Linked DNA regions of Homo sapiens: region 1 is linked to region 2. A link is a loop called in an ENCODE intact Hi-C map of the cell type or tissue named here. Cell type or tissue: dorsolateral prefrontal cortex. All regions are shown on one strand. Each heading gives the region's core, and the rest is flanking DNA. Links, peaks and the distances in the headings are about the cores only.

Evidence for each region. A loop is a pair of places that touch in the nucleus more often than their neighbours do. Peaks named below come from ENCODE experiments on the same cell type or tissue, not always from the same donor. Only the 100,000 strongest peaks of a DNase experiment are listed, where the experiment ranks them.
Region 1: a loop joins it to region 2, with 3 times the contacts of the local background. A loop is called at or near these places in 12 of 110 quality-filtered maps.

What each region holds. Positions count from the first base shown.
Region 1 is chr22:17,480,708-17,491,475 of GRCh38, forward strand. All of the region lies in intron 2 of CECR2 (CECR2 histone acetyl-lysine reader), which reads left to right. Among named protein-coding and RNA genes, the nearest start is that of SLC25A18, 77 kb to the right of the region's middle. In dorsolateral prefrontal cortex, for the core only: a CTCF peak has its summit at 5,712; a DNase peak (open chromatin) is centred at 5,754.
Region 2 is chr22:17,432,805-17,443,572 of GRCh38, forward strand. All of the region lies in intron 1 of CECR2 (CECR2 histone acetyl-lysine reader), which reads left to right. Among named protein-coding and RNA genes, the nearest start is that of CECR2, 69 kb to the left of the region's middle. RefSeq lists a silencer at 66-266 and an enhancer at 2,762-3,322. In dorsolateral prefrontal cortex, for the core only: no CTCF peak of the experiment used is centred there; DNase peaks (open chromatin) are centred at 3,957 and 4,537; H3K4me3 peaks cover 1,632 bases; H3K27ac peaks cover 4,556 bases; H3K27me3 peaks cover 411 bases.

The sequences.
Region 1 (10,768 bases), core at 1,526-9,525, 48 kb after region 2:
TGCCTCCAAGACTAAACTGTTCTATGCAGCTTAAAAAGTTACTTAATTTCGGCCGGGCGCAGTGGCTCATGCCTATAATCTCAGCACTTTGGGAGGCCGAGACGGGCAGATCACTTGAGGTCGGGAGTTCAAGAGCAGTCTGGCCAATGTGATGAAACCCGGTCTCTACTAAAAATACAAAAATTAGCCAGGCGTGGTGGTGCACGCCTGTAGTCCCAGCTACTCAGGAGGCTGAGATGGGAGAATTGCTTCAACCCGGGAGGCGGAGGTTGCAGTGAGCCAAGATCGCACCATTGCACTCCAGCGTGGGCGAAAGAGTGAGACTCCATCTCTTTTTTTTTTAAAAAAAAAAAAGGCCGGGCACGGTGCCTCACGCCTGTAATCCCAGCACTTTGGGAGGTGGAGGCGGGCAGATCACGAGGTCAGGAAATCAAGACCATCCTGGCTAACACGGTGAAACCCCGTCTCTACTAAAAATACAAAAAATTAGCCGGGCGTGGTGGTGGGCGCCTGTAGTCCCAGCTACTTGGGAGGCTGAGGCATGAGAATGGCGTGAACCCGGGAGGTGGAGGTTGCAGTGAGCCAAGATCGTGTCATTGCACTCCAGCCTGGGTGACAGAGCGAGACTCTGTCTCAAAAAAAAAAAAAAAAAAAAAGTAACTTCATTTAGTTGTGCATAATTCGCCTCATCTATAAAATGGAATTAGTGACAATATTCAGTAAAGTTATTATGAGGATTAAACGAAATGATGAGTGAGAGTAATCATCATGAAACACTATGCCTAGTTCCTCCAAAGGCTCAGCAGAAAACAGATTTTGACTCAACCAAGTGTCTGTATCCTTTTCCGTTGTGGTTTGCATGTTTTAGAACAGGGGCCAGCAAATGTTTTTTGTAAAGGGCCAGATAGTCAATACAGGCATGCATCACATACTGTCATTTTGTTCAGTGGCAGACCTCATGTACGACAGTGGTCACACGAGGTTGTGATAGACACAAAAATTTTTATCCCCTAGAGATATTATTGCCCTTGTAACATGCTTGCACATGCATTACTCATGTGGTTATGGTGATGCTGGTGTAAACAAACCTAGTGCGCTACCAGTCATATAAAGACCTAGCACTTACAGGCCAGGCGTGGTGGCTCACGCCTGTAATCCTAGCACTTTGGGAGGCCGAGGCGGGCGGATCACCAGGTCAGGAGATCAAGACCATCCTGGCTAACACAGTGAAACCCCATCTCTACTAAAGATACAAAAAAGTAGCCGGGCGTGGTGGCGGCACCTGTAGTCCCAGCTACTCGGGAGACTGAGGCAGGAGAATGGCATGAACCTGGGAGGCGGAGCTTGCAGGAAGCCGAGATCACGCCACTGCTCTCCAGCCTGGGTGACAGATCGAGACTCTGTCTCCAAAAAAAAAAAAAAAAAAAAAAAAAAGGGCGTGGCATGGTGACTCACGCCTGCAATCCCAGCACTTTGGGAGGCTGAGGCAGGTGGATCACAAGGTCAGAAGATCGAGACCATCCTGGCTAACATGGTGAAACCCCGTCTCTACTAAAAATACAAAAAATTAGCCGGGCGTGGTGGCAGGTGCCTGTAGTCCCAGCTACTCGGGAGGCTGAGGCAGGAGAATGGCGTGAACCCAGGAGGCAGAGCTTGCAGTGAGCCAAGATCATGCCACCGTACTCCAGCCTGGGCGACAGAGCGAGACAAGACATAGCATATACCGTCATGTACACTACATAATAGTTGATAGTAAACAACTCTTACTGGTTTCTGTATTTACTGTGCCGTACTTTAAATCATTATTTTAGAGTGTATTCCTTCTAGTTTTGTTTAGTTTTTTTGACACGGGGTCTCACTCTGGCACCCAGGCTGGAGTGCAGTGGTGCAGTCTTGGCTCCCTGCAATCTCCACCTCCTGGTCTCAAACGATCTTCCCACTTCAGCCTCCCAAGTAGCTGGGACTCCAGGCGTGCACCACCAGGCCCATCTAATTTCTTTATTTTGGGGTAGAGGTAGGGTTTCATCATGTTGGCCATGATGGTTTTGAACTCCTTTTTTTTTTTTTTTTTTGAGACGGTGTCCTGCCTCAGCCTCCCCAGCAGCTGGGACTACAGGTGCCCACCACCACACCTTGCTACTTTTTTTGTATTTTTAGTAGAGACGGAGTTTCACCGCATTAGCCAGGATGGTCTCGATCTCCTGACCTCGTGATCCTCCCACCTTGGCCTCCCAAAGTGCTGGGATTACAGGCGTGAGCCACCGCGCCCAGCCTAGTTATTTTTAAAAAGTTAACTATAATATACAACAGCCTCAGGCGGTCCTTCAGAAGAGATTCCAGAAGAAGGCATTGTTACAGGAGATGACAGCACCGTGCATGTTACTGCCTTGAAGACGTTCCAGTGGGACAAGATGTCGAGGTGGAAGACAGTAATATTGATGATCCTGACCCTGTGTCGGCCTAGGCCGATGTGTGTGTTTTTGTCTTCCTTTTGAACAAAACAGATCAAATGTAAAAAACAAAAAATTTCAACAATAGAAAACAGCTTATAGAATAAGGATATAAAGAAGGCCGCCACACAGTGGCTCATGCCTGTAATCCCAGCACTCTGGGAGGATGAGGTGAGAGGACGGTTTGAGGCCAGGAGTTCGAGACCAGCCTGGGCAACATAGCAAGACTCCGTCTCTACTAAAAAATAAAAATAAATGAATTAGCTGGGCAATATAGCAAGACCCCTGTCTCTACTAAAAAAATTAAAATAATTATCTGGACATGGTGGTGCATGCATGTAGTCTAAGCTACTAGGGAGGTTGAGGTGGGAGGATCAGGAGTTGGAGGCTGCAGTGAGCTACGGTCCCTACTGCACTCTAGCTGTGGCTACAGAGCAGAAAAAAAAAGAAAAAAATATTTTTGTATAGCTCTAAAAAGTGTTTTAGGCTGTTATTACAAAAGAATCAAAAAGTTAAAAGTTTGTGAATTTTTAAATGTCATAGTAAGCTAAATTTATTATTGAAGGAAAGGTTTTTTTTAAAATAAACATAGTATAGCCTAAGTTTACAGCATTTAGAAAGTTTACAGTGATGTACAGTCATGTGCCAAGCCTTCACATTCATTTACTACTCAGTTACTGATTCACCCAGAGCAACTTTAGTTCTGCAAGCTGCACTCATGACAAGTGCTTTATACAGATACACCATTTTAAAAATCTTTTGTACCATGTCCTTACTATACCTTTTCTATGTTTAGATGTGTCTGGATCCACAAATCCTTAACATTCCATTACAGTGGCTTACAGTATTCAGTACAGTCAGGTGCAGTATAGGTTTGTAGCCTAGGAGCAGTGGGCTATGCCATATAGTCTAGGTGTGTAGTAGGCTCTACCATCTAGGTTTATGTAAATACACTATGATGTTTCCACAGCAACAGAATCACCTAACCATGCCTTTCTTAGAACATATCCTTTATGTTAAGCAATGCGTGGCTATTTTAGGCCCTCACTTGCAACAGAGTCTCACTCTGTTCCCCAGGCTGGAGTGCATTCGACCAATCCTAACCCATTGCAGCCTCAAACTTCTAGATTCAAGCAATCTTCCTGCCTCAGCCTCCTGATCCTGAGGAACTAGTGTTACAGGTGCACACCCACCTTGTATTTTAGGCTCTGTGTTGCAGGTAATCAGCTCTGTCACTATGAAAGCAGCCATAGGCAATACAGAAAAACCAATAGTGACTGTGTCTTATTAGAACTTTCTAATCACTGAGGTTTGACTTTTGTATCATTTTCACCTGCCAGGAAAGACTGTTTTTCTGTTGTTGTTTTTTTTAATTTTTTTTCCCCACCATTAAAAAATATAAAAACCATTATTATAGACTGTTTTTTGTTTGTTTGTTTGTTTTGTTTTGTTTTTAAAGGAGGTCTGGCGCAACGTCTCAAGCCTGTAATCCCAGCACTTTGGGAGGCCAAGGTGGGCGGATCACTTGAGGTCAGGAGTTCGAGACCACGTCTCTACTAAAAATTCAAAAATTAGCCGGGTGTATTGGCACACGCCTGTAGTCCCAGCTACTCTGTAGGCTGAGGCATGAGAATTGCTTGAACCTGGAAGGCAGAGGTTGCAGTGAGCCGAGATCATGCCACAGCACTCCAGCCTCTGCGACAGAGCGAAAGTGTGTCTCAACAAAAAAGGACATCAGGCCAGATTTGGCCCTCGGGCTATAATTTTCCGACTCCTGTATTTAGGAAGCTAGTTAACTATTCCAGTTCCACTGACTCAATCTAATCTTTAAAATTGAAATATAGAAGCCACATTTCCTTTCAACCGTACTCTCCAACCTGAGGTTTTTGCACTTACAGGACAGCATAACACTGTCTACTCATGGAAATGATACTGGCCAGCATGTCCTATGTCCTGGACGCTGCCAACTGCTTCTCAAGAACACTCATTTAATCCTTCCGACAGCCCTCTAATAGAAAGTCCTCTCCCATCCTTCCATCAGGGATGAGGAATTTGAGGCACAGAGAAGTTAAATAAATTGCCCAAGGTTACACAGCTGGTAATTGAGACAGTACAGATCTGTTTCCTAGACCTCCGACTCCTAACTGCAGCCCCGTGCTGTCAATGAGAAGTACAGGAGAAAAGTGTTAAGTAAAACAGTTTTCCTTGAAAACAGGATTTTTAACTCTTTGACATACTAAGGAAGCCTGTGAACCCCATCTAAAAATAATGTTTTGAAATCATAAGATTACACCCGAACCCAATTATACTGAAAAGTAGTGAAGTATTGGCCGGGCGTGGTGGCTCACGCCTGTAATCTCAACACTCTTGGGAGGCCGAGGCAGGCCGCTCACATGAACTCAGGAGTTCGAGACCAGCCTGGGCAACATGGTGAAACCCCGGCTCTACAAAAAGTATTATACAAAAATTAGTGGGGTACAGTGGCGCACACCTGTAGTCCCAGGTACTCGGGAGGCTGAGGCAGGAGAATCAGTGGAGCCCAGGAGGCGGAGGTTGCAGTGGAGATGGTGCCACTGCACTCCAGCCTGGGTAGCAGAGTGAGACCCTGTCTCCAAAAAAGAAAAGAAAGTAAAGTATTGAAGAATGAAATTTTTGATATAGTTAGTGTTGTATTCATCTAACAGCAGAGCTAATTTCCCAAAATTACTGTCTTCAGATCTCAGTGAGCATAAGTGCTATTTGGAAATATCTGCAGTATCTATATGATTTCAGTAGAAATCAGTTATTTCTGTGGACCTCTGCTTTAAAACGTGGGTTTTGTTTGTTCTGTTTTTGTTTTGAAGACGAGATCTCACTCTTCAGCGCAGTCTTGAGTGCTGTGGCGCAGTCATAGCTGACTGCAGCCTCCAACTCCTGGGCTCAAGCCATCTTCTCACCTCAGCCTCCTAAGTAGCTGAGATGACAGGCAGGCACCACCGTGCCCATCTAAAAGGGTTTTTAAATCCTAGATTGATCTGCAGTTCATAGTCAACAACTTAGACGTAAAAGGAACCTCATCATCAAGTACAGTTTATTTTTTTACCTGAGGAAGCGAAGGCAAAACAAAACTGGTATAAGCCTGAGAGACATCGAGAATAAAGTCTCAATTCAAATGATTTTTTCAGGAATTTGTTCATTTTGTTGCCAAAATAAAGTGGTATAAAGTGGTATTTTCCTGGGTGTAAGGCGTGGGGCTGGACTCCGAGGAGGCCCCCGTGATGCTGTGGAACCCTGTGTGCCTGTATGTGACACGCCACTGGGGGCGTGTCAGTCACATGCTAGTGTTCACTGTCACACTCTGGGGACGCCCCTTGCGGCTTGGATGAAGCGTCAGCCACTGGGAAAGCCCACATGGCTGGGAACGCGGGTGGCCTTGAGGAGCTGAGGGCAAGCCTTACTACAGCTGTGCATTCTCCCCAGGAAAAACTAGGCCATTAGAAAGAATGTTAGGCAAATAATGCAAGTCACAGAAGCATACACACCAGTGACTTATTAAGTGTAAGGCAAGGAGAACCAAATAAGGATACATATATATGGAAAACTTACGAAGAAGATCAAGTGAAAGCTTATCGCAATTCAGGAAAGTTATCATACCTGGTGAGCAGGGAGAAGACAGAAGGTATGAATAAGCGCGAGTGGTGATTCTCCAGCCTTACCACACAATCACCTAAGGGTGGTTACAACACAAATCGCTGGGCCTCACCAGCGTTTCATTCCGTAGGCTTGGGCTGGGGCCTGGGAACCTGCATGCTGTGCAAGTTCTGGGTGGTGCTGATGCTGCACGCTGCTGGTCCAGGACTTCGCTGGAAGGTCACTAATCTAAGGCATTGCTCACTTTCTGTTTTTCAGCTCGATGGTGAAATGTGGATTCTTCATTTTTGACAATTCTTTGCCTTTCTCTTTCAATATAAAACTTAAGCAGAGTTTTGATTTGATGCTAACACGTTCTTTGCAACACTACATACTTTTTCTTCTATATTCTCCCTGGAATTGCAAATCTGGTCAGTGGGTTTTATGGTCCTGTATCAATAAAAATACTTTAGGAATTTAACTAGTGGCTCTTTCAGCACTTTTGTTTTCCACTGGGAAGTAACCTGGCAAATTGAGCACTGGGTGGAAAATAGGAACTTCTGATTTGCTCTTCACTGTCAAAGTAAAGCTACGATTGAATCAAACTGTGTTTTGAGCTACGGTTTAAGCAGCGTAAAAATATTTTTCATTGGTTGGGCGCGGTGGCTCATGCCTGTAATCCCAGCACTTTGGGAGGCCGAGGCGGGTGGATCACTAGGTCAGGAGATAGAGACCATCCTGGCTAACGCGGTGAAACCCCGTCTGTACTTAAAAAATATAAAAAATCAGCCGGGTTTGGTAGCGAGCGCCTGTAGTCCCAGCTACTGAGGCAGGAGAGTGGTGTGAACCCGGGAGGCAGAGCTTGCAGTGAGCCGAGATCGCGCCATGCACAAGCCTGGGTGTCTCAAAAAAATTTTTTTCATTAAATACTCATGATGATAATACTTACTGCTAAAATGTTTTTCCTTTTGTCCGTACATCTTTAGTAGAGTGCTCTTTATAGAACGCAGACTGATTTGTGCTTCAGTATGGTCTTCACCCACTGTCCTGTGGCTTACACTCTTAAACGGTAATTCATCAACATTGTATATTCAATTTTTCATGTATTTATTTATTTATTTATTTATTTATTTTGAGAGAAGTCTCGCTCTTGTCCCCCAGGTTTGAGTGCAATGGCCTGATCTCGACTCACTGCAACCTCCACCTCCTGGGTTCAAATGATTCTTCTGCCTCTGCCTCCCAAGTAGCTGGGATTAAGGCACCCACCATCATGCCCGGCTAATTTTTGTATTTTTAGTAGAGACAGCGTTTCACCATGTTGACCAGGCTGGTCTCAAACTCCTGACCTCAGGTGATCTGCCCCCCCTTGGCCTCCCAAAGTGCTGGGATTACAGGCGTGAGCCACCGCACCCGGCCTCATTTAATTTTTAATTATGGATCTAGCATTGCGTAATAGATTCCCTAATTTAGATCCCTTATAAACAAACATTTAGTGTTTTGGGTTCTCTTTACAGAAATATCTGTCATCTTTTTGGAAATGACAATACTTCTGTTAAGTACGTTCATCGTGTCTTTTTTAACATAGGCCAGTGTTTTGTAACAAATGAGGGCACCACATAGTCACTATCCTACTGAAGAAAATAGACATTTCTGTCTTCCCAGAAAGTTTCCTTTGTAGTCAGTCTTCCCCATACCTACATTGTACACCTGGCAACCACTGACGACATTTTTATCACTATAGTTGGAGCCTAACCTGTTCTAGAACTGTATGAATGGGATCACACAGTGTGAAATGAACTCACATCAGCTTCTTTCATTCACATAGTGCCTGTATGATATTCACCCATGCCATTGTTTGTATCAGTGGTTTATTCCTTTGAGGGGGGTGGGGGACTAAATTGTATCTAGTGAAAAATATATCACAATTTATTGAATCTGTTCTTGGGATGAGCACTTAGGTTGCTTCCAGTTGGAGCCTATTATGAATGAAGCTGCTGTGAACATTTGCATACAAATGCTTGTGTGCACTTAATTTCATTTCTCTTGGGAATTGCTGGCGGGTCACATGGTAAAAGTATGTTTGACTTAAACTGTGAAATTATTTTCCAAACACTTGCAACATTTACGTTTCCACCAGCAATATCTGAACAGTCCAGTTGCTTCATATCTTTTTAAATTTTTATTTACTTATTTATTTGTTTGAGACAAGAGTTTTGCTCTTTTTGCCCAGGCTGGAGTGCAATGGTGCTATCTCTGCTCACTGCAACCTCCACCTCAAGTGATTCTCCTGCCTCAGCCTCCCAAGTAGCTGGGATTACAGGCATGCGCCAGCTAATTTTTTGTATTTAGTAGAGACGGGGTTTCACCATGTTAATCAAGCTGGTCTTGAACTCCTGACCTCAGGTGATCACCCGCCTCGGCCTCCCAAAGTACTGGGATTACAGGCATGAGCCACCTCGCCCGGCCTAGTTACTTCCTATCTTTGCCAACATCTGCTGTTTTTAATTTTACTAATCCTATTGTGTTGAAAGTGGCAGCTCATTGTGGGTTTAATTTGCATTTCCCCGATGACTAGTAATGTGGAGTGGTTATTCATGTGCTTACCATAAATTTGTATATGTCTTTTTTGGTGAAATATTTGGCCAAGTGTTTTACTTATTTCTTTTAAATTAGGGATGCTTATTTAATTTATTTATTGACTTTTTTGAGACAGGGTTCCCACTCTGTTACCCAGGCTGGAGTGCAGTGCTGTGATCATAGCCCACTGCAGCCTCGACCTCCTGGGCTCAAACAGTCCTCCGGCTTCAGCCTCCTGAGTAGCTGGGACTATAGGTATGCTCCATCACACCCTGCTTATTTAAAGCATATTTGTTGTAGAGACAGGTCTTGATATATTGCCCAGGCTGGTCTTGAACTCATGGCCTCAAGTTGTCCTCCAGCCTCAGCCTCCCAAAGTGCTGGAATTACAGGCGTGAGCAGCCATTCCAGGCCTTATCAACTTTTTAAATGTTTACTAAGGAACTGTTTTATATTATTAATTTTCTTTACTCTTTGCTTTTTTATTTTATTGATTTCTCTTTTTTATTTCCTCTGTTTACTTTGGCTTTAGCTTGCTCTTTTTTTTTTTTTGCTTCTTTGGAGTACTGTTTTTGAGCCTTTTTTCAAAAAACAGGCATTTAAAGCTATAAATTTTCCCTAAAAAACTTGTAAATTTCCTTCTAACCCATAGTTGGCTGCATCCTGCGAATTTTGATGTTTATATTATTGTTTAAAACATGCTCTCCTTTATTTCTTCTGTGACCCAAAAGTGTATTATTTAAATTCGTGATTTAGTATGTTAGTGGTAATACTGTTGAGATCTGTTCCTTACTGTTTTTTTTTTGTGTGTGTGTGTGTGTGTGTTTGGTCTATTAATGAGAAGCCAGTATTAAAATCTCTCTGATTGTGGATCTATTTCTCCCATTAGTTGTGCCCATTTTGTCTCATGGGTTGTGGTGTCCTGTTATTGGATGTGTAGCGGTAGCTTTGTTATATAGTCCTGGGAAGTTGTTCCATTTCTTCTTATGTGACACTCTGTCTCCACATCTGCTTTGTCTCATATTAATCCTCAGCTTTCTCATGCTTACTGTGCCTGGTAGATCATTTTCTATCCTTTTAATCTTTGTATTTTTATTTATTTATTTTTTGAGATGGCGTCTTGCTCTGTCACCCAGGCTGGAGTGCAGTGGTGTGATCTCAGCTCACTGCAACCTCCGCCTCCTGAGTGCAAGCAATTCTCCTGCATCAGCCTCCCGAGTAGCTGGGATTACAGGTGCATGCCACCACGCCCGGCTAATTTTTTTTTTATTTTTATTTTTTATTTTTAGTAGAGACAGGGTTTCACCATATTGGCCAGGCTGGTCTCAAACTCCTGACTTCATGATCTGTCCACCTCAGCCTCCCAAAGTGCTAGGATTACAGGCATGAGCCACCATGCCAGGCCTCCTTGTGTTTTTTTAAAGTGTACAATTCATTGGTTTTTATGTATTAACAAAATTGTGCAACCATCACCACTATCTAATTGCAGAATACTTCTATTACCCTACAGAAGACACTTTGTACCATTAGCAATCATTCCCTGTTTCCTCCCACCCACTTCCCAGCGTCACTATTCTTACTGTCTCCACAGGTTTGAGTGTTGTAGGCCCATCTTATAACTGGAGCCATATGGGAAGTGTCCTTTTGTATCTGGCTTTTTTCACTTAGAGTTATTTTTCAAGTTTTAACCATGTTGTAGCATGAATCAGTACTTCATTCATTTTTATGGTAAAATAATACTTCATTGTGTGGATACACACTTAATCCTTCAGTTCATGGGTATGTACGCAGATTTTAGCTTTTGGCTGTTAGGAATTCTGCCGCTTTGAACATTTGTGCGCAAGTCTTTGTGTGGATGTGTTTTCCTTTTCTCTGGGGTGTACACCTAGGAGTTGGAGTGGCTGGGTTGGTAGTTCAGTGCAACTTGGCGAAACTTCCACAGCAGCTGCACACTTAGCCTTCCCACCGGCCGTGTGTGAGGATTCCGTGTCTCTGCATCCTGGTCAGCACTTGTTACTGTGTGTTTTTTGACGTCCTCCATTATAGTGGACATGAGGTGGTACCTCATTATGGTTTTGACTTGCATTTCCCAAGTGGCTAAGGTTGAGAAACTTCTCTGCTGCCTTCTGCTT
Region 2 (10,768 bases), core at 1,121-9,120:
TTTTTGTATAGGCAGGGTCTCACTGTGATCCTCCCACCTCACCCTGTGATTACAGGTGTGAGCCAGCTCACCCAGCTCTATCTGTCTGAGTGTGGCTTTAACAGAGACTTGTTCATGTCAGTATTGATGACAGTCAGATGCTTTATTGTTACCCATAAATATAACACATTCTGTATGGTGTTTTTCCTGGTACATTTCTAAGCATGCACTCTTATCACCGAGCTACATCCCCACCTCGTGTGTTACATTTCTGGTTGCCTAAGTACTGCACTGATTTTTGGGTGGAATCCTTTATCGCTTATATCGTTGGCAAACTGGAGAGTTAATTCTTTGAACTGATACGAACAATATCACTTTCTGGTTAAAGTCAGTATGTGTGTGAAGGCCTCATATTGCTGTATTTAAAAAATCTTTAGAAACACTTTTCACATGTAGTCTGTCTCAATAATAGTGTGTAGATTTTAAAGGAATGCTGTTAATATAATACCCAGTTTGGGGAAAGTTTATGTGTAGAACTGATAAAGGTATTTTAAAGGTTGTCAGTAACACATGTCAACTCAAACCATGTGTTGATTTGCTCAAAGAAGTTAAAATTAACATTTTAGAGTTACATTCTCCCCTGTCATCACATTGTTTTTGTCTTCCTTATTGTTGTTCTTTAAACAGACTCTGGCTCTGTTGCCCAGGCTGGAGTACAGTGCCTCGATCACTGCTCACTGCAGCCTTGACCTCCTGGGCTCAAGTAGTCCTCCCACCTCAGCCTCCCAAGTAGGTGGGACTACAGGTGCGCACTGCCATGCCCGGCTAATTTTTGTGTTCTTTGTAGAGACAGGGTTTTTCTGTGTTCCCCAGGGGTGGTCTTGAACTTTGGAACTCAAGCGATCCACCCACCTCGCCCTCCCAAAGTACTGGAATTACAGGCATGAGTCACTGTACGTGGCCTCCTATCTTCACAGTGTTACTGTGAATATCCAAATACAGTTGAATGCATTATCAAGGAGGAGCTATTGCTGAAAATTGGTTCTTTTAGGGGGAGGTGATGAAGAAAGCTTAGCTATTATGATGGTTTTTGCAATACACAACCTGTTTCTGTCATACTAAAATTTCATGGTTTGGGGACAATGGGGAGCGAATCTAAAAAGATTCCTTAAAAGGGCGGTAATGAAAAATAGGTTAAGAAATAGTTCCCTGGGCATAAAACAGTTGCTAGAATATAACTAAGGTCACTAGAGATCATTTAGTCAGACCTTTTCCCCCAGTGTTTTAAAGTAAGGCACAGAGTGAAATAACGTATTTCACTTACTTACTCTGTGTCAGGCCACTTTTTCTGTCCATGAGGGTAAAAAAAAATGAAGAGGCCTTTTGCTTCTCTTGGGAGAATGAACAGTTAAAGCATGGTGTGACTATTGTTCTGTCAAGGTGAGTGGGAACACAGAGGAAAGGCCACTCACGTTAAGTCAGCTTGAACGAAGGCGAGGAAGGATCCAGGAGAGGTCATGCTCTGAGTCCAGACCCATCCTTCTAGGCAGCTGTAGTGGAATTTAGTTGTTTTCCAAACTTGAGTGTTTGAGAACCTTGGATTGTTTAATTTGAAATGCAGCTTCTGAGGCCGGATTCTGGAGACTCTGATGCAGGCAGTGCAAGAATCTTGCTTTAGGATTCACCGCTTTACATGGTGGCAGTACAGTAGGCCTTCTTCACGGGCAACTTAAGTTAGTAGTCTAACTTTTCTTTTTGGACACTAACCCTTTAGGCTGCTGCCTTAATCACTTTCCGAGCAGTCTAGAAATAAGTTCACCCCCACCATGGATTAGAACCCCCCACTCTTTTTATGCCCGCACCCCCCCTGCTGCTCCCCGTAGCTAAGCTGTCACTCCTGTCTTGTTTTATGTTCTGTTTGTGTGTATTTTCTTGAGCACTTTCTTTTGTGGTCATTTTGGGTGTGGGATACCTTTACCTACTGCTGTTCAGAATAAAGGCAGTGAGTCTCATCTTTTTACCTAGTCAGAGAGTATTTTGTTGAATCCTGGGTGTTACAGTGAAAGGATAGTGTCAAGTCAAGGGGGACTTGAGAGCAGCCAGCATTATCTGGCACTGATGGAAAGAAAGGAAGGAACACACATGGGGTATTGTTGAAGTACGAGCTAACCTGCTCCTCATTGATGTAGGGCTAATGTCGAAACTCAGAAGCCTGCAGGGCCAGACAGGTAACTTAATGGAGGGGATGGGGCCGGATGTGCAGTTAATGAGTTGGAGGATCCATGTCCAGTCTAAGAGGCAGCCCCCTGTTAGTGCCAGCTGAGTCATGAAGAACTGTGAATCAGTCAGACTTGATTTTTCAAGCAAAGGGAGATACCCAGATTTTTGTGTAAGCTCCTCCAAAGTTTTTTCTTTCTTTCTTTCTTTTTTTTTAATGTTGGACAACCAGTGAAAAGCAAAACAAAACTACAGACCAAAACAAACGTTGCTGCCTGCTACCAGTTTGCAATTTCTTATGCATTCCATGAAACTGACTAGTTGACAGTCTTTTCAGATTGACAGTCCATGAACAGGAATTTGCTAATATTTCTAAGACTCAGACCTTGGCAGAAAGATCGGAAAGCAAGGTAGAATTTGGAGACCGGGTTTTATAATTGTAAGATCTCACTTTTGTGAATTGCTGATTAGAATTCACAAAAGTTAGATCCATGGTGCAGTGCCTCTTCTCTCATCTCTAAGTTTAGGAAGCCCTCAGCACCTTTTGAACTGTGTAACCTGACAAGAAAGATGTCTGGGGAATTAGCAAGTTCTATTTTTGTTTGGTCCAGTGAAAATTCTGGACAGGCCACAAACACATTCTAGGGAGTCTAGAATAGACTCCCTTGAGCTCTTTTAATTCTTAAAAAAAAAAAAAAAAAAAAAAAAAACAGGAGCAGGACCATCCAACTTAATCCAGTGAAACGGTGATTTTTTCTCATAGTCATCCCATCCCTTATACAGTGTCTCTCTGGCCAAATTAATTAATACATCAGATGTTCTGAAACACACTGTACTAAATTAGATTTGGGGTCATAGCTATGAATTATCAGTCATCCTCCAAGGGTGCTGGGCAAAGCAAAGGTAAATTTTTTGAAACTTTAGTTTCTTTCTTTTCTTTTCTTTACCTTCTTTCTTTCCCTTCCTCCCTCCCTCCCTCTGTCTGTCTCGCTCTGTCACCCAGGCTGGAGTGCAGTGGCACCATCTCAGCTCACTGCAACCTCCGCCTCCTGAGTTCAAGAGATTCTCCTGCCTCAGCCTCCTGGGTGGCTGGGACTACAGGTGCGTGTCACCACGCTCAGTTAATTTTTTATATTTTTAGTAGAGACGGGGTTTCACGGTGTTAGCCAGGATGGTCTTGATCTCCTGATCTCGTGATCTGCCCGCCTCGGCTTCCCAAAGTGCTGGGATTGCAGGTGTGAGCCACTGCACCCGGCCTTTAGTTTCTTGATGTACCATTTGCTGTTAGCTTAAATTATGCCAACTACAGCCCAAGCTTAATTCAACATTTAAATAAAGTTCTATGCACAATAATACAACACAGCACTTCTATTATAGCAACAACATTAGCTGTCTCTAGTTCCTAAAATAAGAAACTGGAGTGACGGAAGAAAGACTTGGGTTGCTTGTTCCCACCTTTGACTTGTAAACTTCCTTAATGGTCTTTCATCAGATGCTTAAGCTGCCAGAGTATCCCTTATGAATTAACCAGCTACTCTGTGGGAAACTGCTTTTGTACTACTTCCAATTCTGACAACCTTTTTCTCAAGTTGAGCTGCCTCTGTTCCTACTTCTGAAATGCCTGTGCAATGCTGACTGAGTTTGTCACCAGTAAGTTCTCCCCAGACAGGGAAGTCCTGCGGGACCAGTATCAGTCCTCAGTCAGGAAGAGGTTGTATAAATAGCGGGTGCTCACACTCTAGAAAAAGGGGCGGAGGAGAAGGTAAGTGTTGAGCCCCAGATGTGAACTCCTATTTTTGTTTCAGGGTAATTAATGTTTCCTTAAGTGAGCTAAGCCTTGGGCTCTTGCGCCTCTGGCTTTCAGGCCTGAATCAGCAATCTTTAGGCAGGAACTGGGGGTGGGGAAAAGGATTTTGTATTTCATGTCATCCCCAAATGAATGAAGTAATATGAGAGCAGCACTTTCTGAAGCTTGGCCTTGAGGCTGGAGAATGGGTTGTGGAAGGTGAAAACTTTCCTTTTAAAATCCTAGTGACTTGGGGAGAACTGGCCTCTGACAAGTCTCTTGCTGCAGTCTGATGACTGCAGCTCTCAGAGATGCTGTTGGGTTGTCTGGTGTTTGTTTCTAGTTCTCTGCTCGAGTGTTAGTGCCATTAGATGGTCTTGCCCCTGTCTGCGGTTCTGCCTTCCATGTCTTCCCCTTCCCCCTTGGCCTCCTAAATTAGATACATTCCCCCTCTGCTCCCAGACGTCTCCATCTCCTCATCCCCTGACAGAGCAATCATTTATCAAGTTGTTTCACGCGTTGTCGGGAGGGGGGCCCTGGGGACTCAGTTTGTTTCGTCCCTTTGTTGAAGCTCCACAGGATCGGCCAGCTTAGTCTCCAGCCAACTGCTGAGAGTTGCTGGACTCCAGGAGCAAATGTTAAAGGGGCCGCCTTTCATCTACTTGCTGTGACTTCAACCTTTCTATTTAAATTCCAGCTTATTGGAACTCACATACGTACACTTCCTCGACATGTTTTTGATCATATGATATTTCTTTTTCATTATGTACCTCCCCATCCATACCATCACTGAGGACCTGAAATAGATTTTTCATAGTATATTACTGTAGACATACTTTGTAAGTAGGAGTTCCTGCTTTTTTATGACTTCTTTTTATGTATGCTTTGACTTATCAAGGTGTCACACTGTTGACCATAGAAATTTCTAAATAGTATAGGGATTAAAAAAAATTTTAAAGTTTGTCAGACTTTAAAATGCAAGGTGAGCATCACTGCTTCTTAGCAGGAGTGATGAAGGTTTTCCATAGTGTCTACAAAGATAAAAGGAAAAATTTCCTTCGACTTCAAGGATGTATAGTGTGAATGTTAACCAATGTTGACCATGAATTTGAAAGATGGATGTTACTCACTGTAACTTAATAGTTTAAAAGGACAAAGTTTCTTTTGTGGAGTAATAGAAATGAGACTTTAATGTTAATGAAAATTTTTTTCTGTGATCTAGGAATATTTCCTCCCAGTATTTTATTATGAAAACTTCCAAATGAACAGAAAAGTTGAAAGAATTGTACATTATATTTGGGGTTTTAAAAATGCATTTCTTTAGCAAGCTGAATATTACATGCAGTAGTATCATAATGCATTGTAAAGTTATGCTTGGAAGCAAAGTAACAACAAAAATGCCCCAGATGACATGCGTTACAAACAGAACATTTCAAAAATGAGTCCCTTTCAACCTGAACAGGGCTTATCTTGTGTTTATTGTAGACAAGCTGAGCCCAGAACCTAAAGTTGTATAGTATTGAGAAGTTTAGTGGGGAAAATGTTTTCCTTTCTCATCACATGTTTTGGGTTGAAAATATTTAATCACTTTGATGAGACTTGTCGACTGACAAGTAGTTTATAATGAGAGTAAATTGTCCTTAGTACCGTGATTTGGTTCCTGTATATGGAGTCTCTTAAAACAACTTACTCAATTTAACATCAAAATGAGCCCAAAATGTTTTCCCATAAGGCAAGCTTGTCCAACCCACCTGCCCGCAGGCCGCCTGCAGCCCAGGACGGCTTTGAATGAGGCCAACACAAATTCGTAAACTTTCTTAAAACATTATGAGATTTTTTTTTTTTGCAATTTTTTTTAAAGCTCATCAGGTATCATTAGTGTTAGCATATTTTATGTGTGGCCCAAAACAATTCTTCTTCAAGTGTGGGCCAGGGAAGCCAAAAGATTGAACAACCCTGTCATAAGGTATGTCATTATTGGGATGATTTCCAGCTGAAAAACTTCAGTGTGTTATTTCTTATTGATTTTTCACAGTGAAACTTAATAAAATTGTAATCGCTAAGAAAAAAAAGTTGTTTTCTTTTTTTCTTATATTAATACTGTTTGGCTGGACATGGTGGCTCATGCATGGAATTCCACACTTTGGGGGAGGTCAAGTTGGGAGGATCACTTGAGGCCAGGACTTAGAGACCAGCCTGGGCAACAGAGTGAGACCTCATCTCTACACATTTTTTTTAAAGTATGTATATATAAAAGCAAGAAGACCTAGCATTAATTCTGAAAATTAATGTGTACTACTTGCTAGATATTTTTTCTAGCAGTGAATAAGACACATAAAAATCCTTTTGGAACATGAATTCTATGGGAGAAGAAACACTCCCTTTTTTTTTTTTTTGGATGTTCCGTATAGCTAGTATTGGCAATTTTTTTTCTGTAAAGGGTCAGATATTAAATATTTTAGGCTCTGAGTGCCAGATAATTTCTGTTCCAGTTACCAAATTTACTACAAAAATGAATGGGCAAGGAAGGCTGTGTTTCAGTAAAGCTTTATTTATACTAATGGGTGGTAGACCATAGCTTACTAACCTCCTGTTCTAAGGCATAAAAAAACATGGACAAGCAACAGATTTAAGAAAAAAGTATTTGCAAAGCAGATGACAGACGGTTAATATTATAATATACAAACAGCCCAGTGGAACAATGGACAAAGGATATGAGTAGGTTTCAAGTCACAAAAGAATAAATCTTAATGACAAAAAAAAATATCTGAAAAGATCTGACTGGCAAAAATTATTAAGTAATATCTGTATTGGAAAGGAAAAGGAATACTCATACTTTACTAACAAAAAAATTAGACTGATCAGCCTTTTTGAAAAACAATCTGGTAGTACCTATTAAAATTTAAAATACATAAATATATGTACTCTCATTGCTCCAGTAATGCCAGTCCTGGAATTTTAATCAATGGGTACAAAACAACTGCCGTGCAATGGACAAGGAATGTCATTGCAGCGTGGTTCTGTGTGGCCTAAAATGGAGAACAGAGTGAAAGCCCGTCATTAGCGGGGTGGCTGAATAGGATGTTACCTGCGTACCGTGGAGTATTAGCCCACCTTTTAATAGAATGAAATGGACCTACACTATACCACTTGACTTGGAGAGATTTGCACAAGATAGAAAATGTGCAGGCAAGCATGGGTAGTATCAGTCTATTAGAAAAGGCCTACGCCCATACATTGATGCATGTGTCTGCATGTATGTATATATGAATATGATTACATTGAAAAAAAAAACAAAAAAAGTATACTTGTTTGTATATGAGGGGAGTTACTGAAGTAGGGAGTAAAAAAAGGAAAGAAAATTGTATACAAACAACCCCCAGAATGAATAGTATGATTGTTTTTTGAATTTATATAAAACTGTGTGTGTGTGTGTTGTGGGGGGTATCTGTATTTATTCACATCATTTTTTAAAAGGAAAAACTAAAATAGTCATTAGTCATTCAGGCTCCATCAGCTTAAAGATTTGTCAGAGGGCTTCCTAGCTCCCACTCGATGTTGTAAAATAGGCTCACCTTTATTACATTCCCAATTACTTGGCCTCTTTTTTGCCTTGTTGATTGAAAAATGGAACTCTTTCTCTGTCTGTTATGGCATAAAAACTTTATGGAAAAGACAAAGTGCCTCAGAGAAATGACTCTCTGTAGGTCTCACTAGTAACTAAGGAACTAAAATTTGAGTGGAATTCAGGTCTGTCCTTACACTTATTATGATATCCCACACTGTCTATTCCCTGTCTCTTGAAGTGAAGCTGGGACTTTTATTGATTTATTGATCTGATATCTGACTTGAAGTAATGAGAGGGAAGGTTGTATAGCATTATATAGCAAAGTGATGTAAGAAAACAAGAAAAACTTGATTTCAAGTCTCCGAACAGATTTATTAGAAACAGAAATTTGACTACCACCCTCTGATCCCTACCCCTCCACTCCTTTCTCAACATGATGATTATACAATCATTACAGACATCCCCTGTGTTTTCTGGGACTTTTTTTTAGTAACCAAATGTTCAAGAAAGTGTAGTGCCTTGTATCTGTTGATGATTATATTTCTAATTTCATGGGTATTCAGCTGACTGTCAGGTCTTATTAACACTGTTTTTGGGGGGGAGGGGCAGGGGGCAGGGGGCGGGATGGAGTCTCACTCTGTCACCCAGACTGGAGTGCAGTGGAGTGATCTCAGCTTACCACAACCCGGGTTCAAGTGATTGTCCTGCCACAGCCTCCAGAGTAGTTGGGATTACAGGTGCATGCCACCACGCCCGGCTAATTTTTATATTTTTAATAGAGATGGGGTTTCACCATGTTGGCCAGGCTGGTCTCGAACTCCTGACCTCAGGTGATCCGCCTGCCTTGGCTTCTCAAAAGTGCTGGGATTACAGGCGTGAGCCACCATGCCTGGCCTATTAACACATTAAAATGATGCGTGTTGAGGGAGCAAGTATACTGGTTGTTGTTGGGAATCTGGGATGGCCCTAGATAGATCTTTCCTGCTGCCAGATATAGGAGGAATATGATGGAACGCACAGCTGTGATACTGTACTAGGCTGATAATCTTAACACAGAGCCCTTCAATTTTATTTTAGTTTAGCAAATAATATTTGTATTGTAGTATGGTAATTTTAAATCACTCACCATGATTTGTATAGAATAGTGCGTCATTTATTCTAACGTGATGAAAGCTTTCTTTTAAAAAGTAGCCGGGGGAGATTGACTAGGGGTTAAATGCTTTCCCTGTGTCTTACTCTGTGGACCCCACCCCCCGTTACTTGAATGAATGAATGAATCCTTCTTTTTTGAGGATATTGCCAGAGGATAATAAGTTATCTAGATGTCTCAGTCCTGGATCTATGAATAGATTGTTTTTCCAGTCTTGATAGATTATTTCTGGTTTGAAGAATTTTACATGGAAACAAGATTAAGAAAGATGATAAATAATTGTTTGGCTAAAGTCCTTTATGAAACAGAATTTACAGAAATGTGATTAAGATGTATAACTCACCTTGTAAGAATTTCATGGAACATGTTGAAGTATAAAATAAAGTTCCATAGGGAGGTGATATCACACACCATACTCTGTCTTACAATTTTTGTCTCTCACAAGGAAAGGATTTGGATGTTCTGAACATATTTCTCTGCAGGAAGCGGGTGGCAGACCTGTTGACTTCATTTTCATTGACCATCTTCTACTAGAATCAAACTCTGGTCTCTTTGAAATTATACAAAGTTGGGAAGCTGTTTACATTATCAACAGCTTTACCTATTTTGAATTCAGAAGAAGATTCAAGGTGGGAAAGACAGAAAAAACCGCAAAACAAGAGCATGTCATACTAGAAGAGTTCCGTGTGAAATTCAGAATTTGGTCCCCTTAACACTATTCACTTTGGAGCTCATGGGAATCCATGGTGAGGGAAGCTTATTAAAAAATGCAGATCAGGCCAGGTGTGGTGGCTCACACCTATAATCCCAGAACTTCAGGAGGCCAAGATGGGAGAGGATAGCTTGAGGCTAGGAGTTCTGGAGCAGCCTGAGCAACATAGCGAGACCCCCATTTCTACAAATACATATATATTTTTAAATTAGTTGGGCGTAGTTGATGCACATCTTGTAGTCCTAGCTACTAGGGAGGCCGAGGCAGGAGGATCACTGGAGCCCAGGAGTTCAAGGCTTGCAGTGAGCTTTGATCACACCACAGGTTTTTTTGTTTGTTTTGTGTTTTTTGAGATGGAATCTCACTCTGTCGCCCAGGCTGGAGTGCAGTGGTGCGGTCTCAGCTCACTGCAGCCTCCACCTCCCGGATTCAAGCAGTTCTCTGCCTCAGCCTCCCGAGTAGCTGGGATTACAGGCGCCCGCCACCACCGCCTGGCTAATTTTTGTATTTTTAGTAGAGACGGGGTTTCACCATCTTGGCCAGGCTGGTCTTGAACTCCTGACCTCATGATCCACCCTCCTCGGCCTCCCAAAGTGCTGGGATTACAGGAGTGAGCCACCGCGCCTGGCCAATCACTAGATGATAGTAGTAATTCACAGGCTTCCCTAGAATCATTCACATTTTTGCTTCATGACTGAATGAGTCATAGGTGTTAATGGCATTTTGCATTTGCAGTTGTTTTATTTTTTAAACTTTATCTTGGAAGAAAACCCTTTCTTCTATTGGAATAGTGGAACCTTTTTCTATTCTTTCATCAGGCTCCATTTACTTGCTGTCCAGTCTGCCAGTGGTATGTCCTGGTGTGTTTCTTTGTACTGTTTGCTTCTGAGCGTCTCTTCCTGCCCTCTAGCTCGTTTTCTTAAAGGACAAACGAAACTTCTCAGCAGCCATTCTACAAATCCTTAAATCCATAATGCCCAGGAAAGCAAGGCAGGTAGAATGTTGGGCATCCAGTTAGAGCTGATGTGCTTTAAAGGTAAGTTTCCCGTTTTTAGTTTTAACAGTCAATAATGTTGCTCTGGGCGATTTCTCTATTAAAATTCTGTTTGGCTGTAACTTGTTGGTAATTGTAATAATATTTTACATAGTTTTATTATCTGTGGAATTAATCTTAGAATATTCAGAAAGGAAAAAAGGGCAGAATCCCTTTAAGCAGCAGGAGTCTTAGAGACTCCCTGGGAGCCAAGGGCAGATGGTGGAAAGGCACCAGCAGGGAGGAGACAAGATCATATTCAGTCCCAGGAGTTTACTCATCTCTAATTCTGACCCAGAAGAAGAGATGGAAAAAAAGTTACT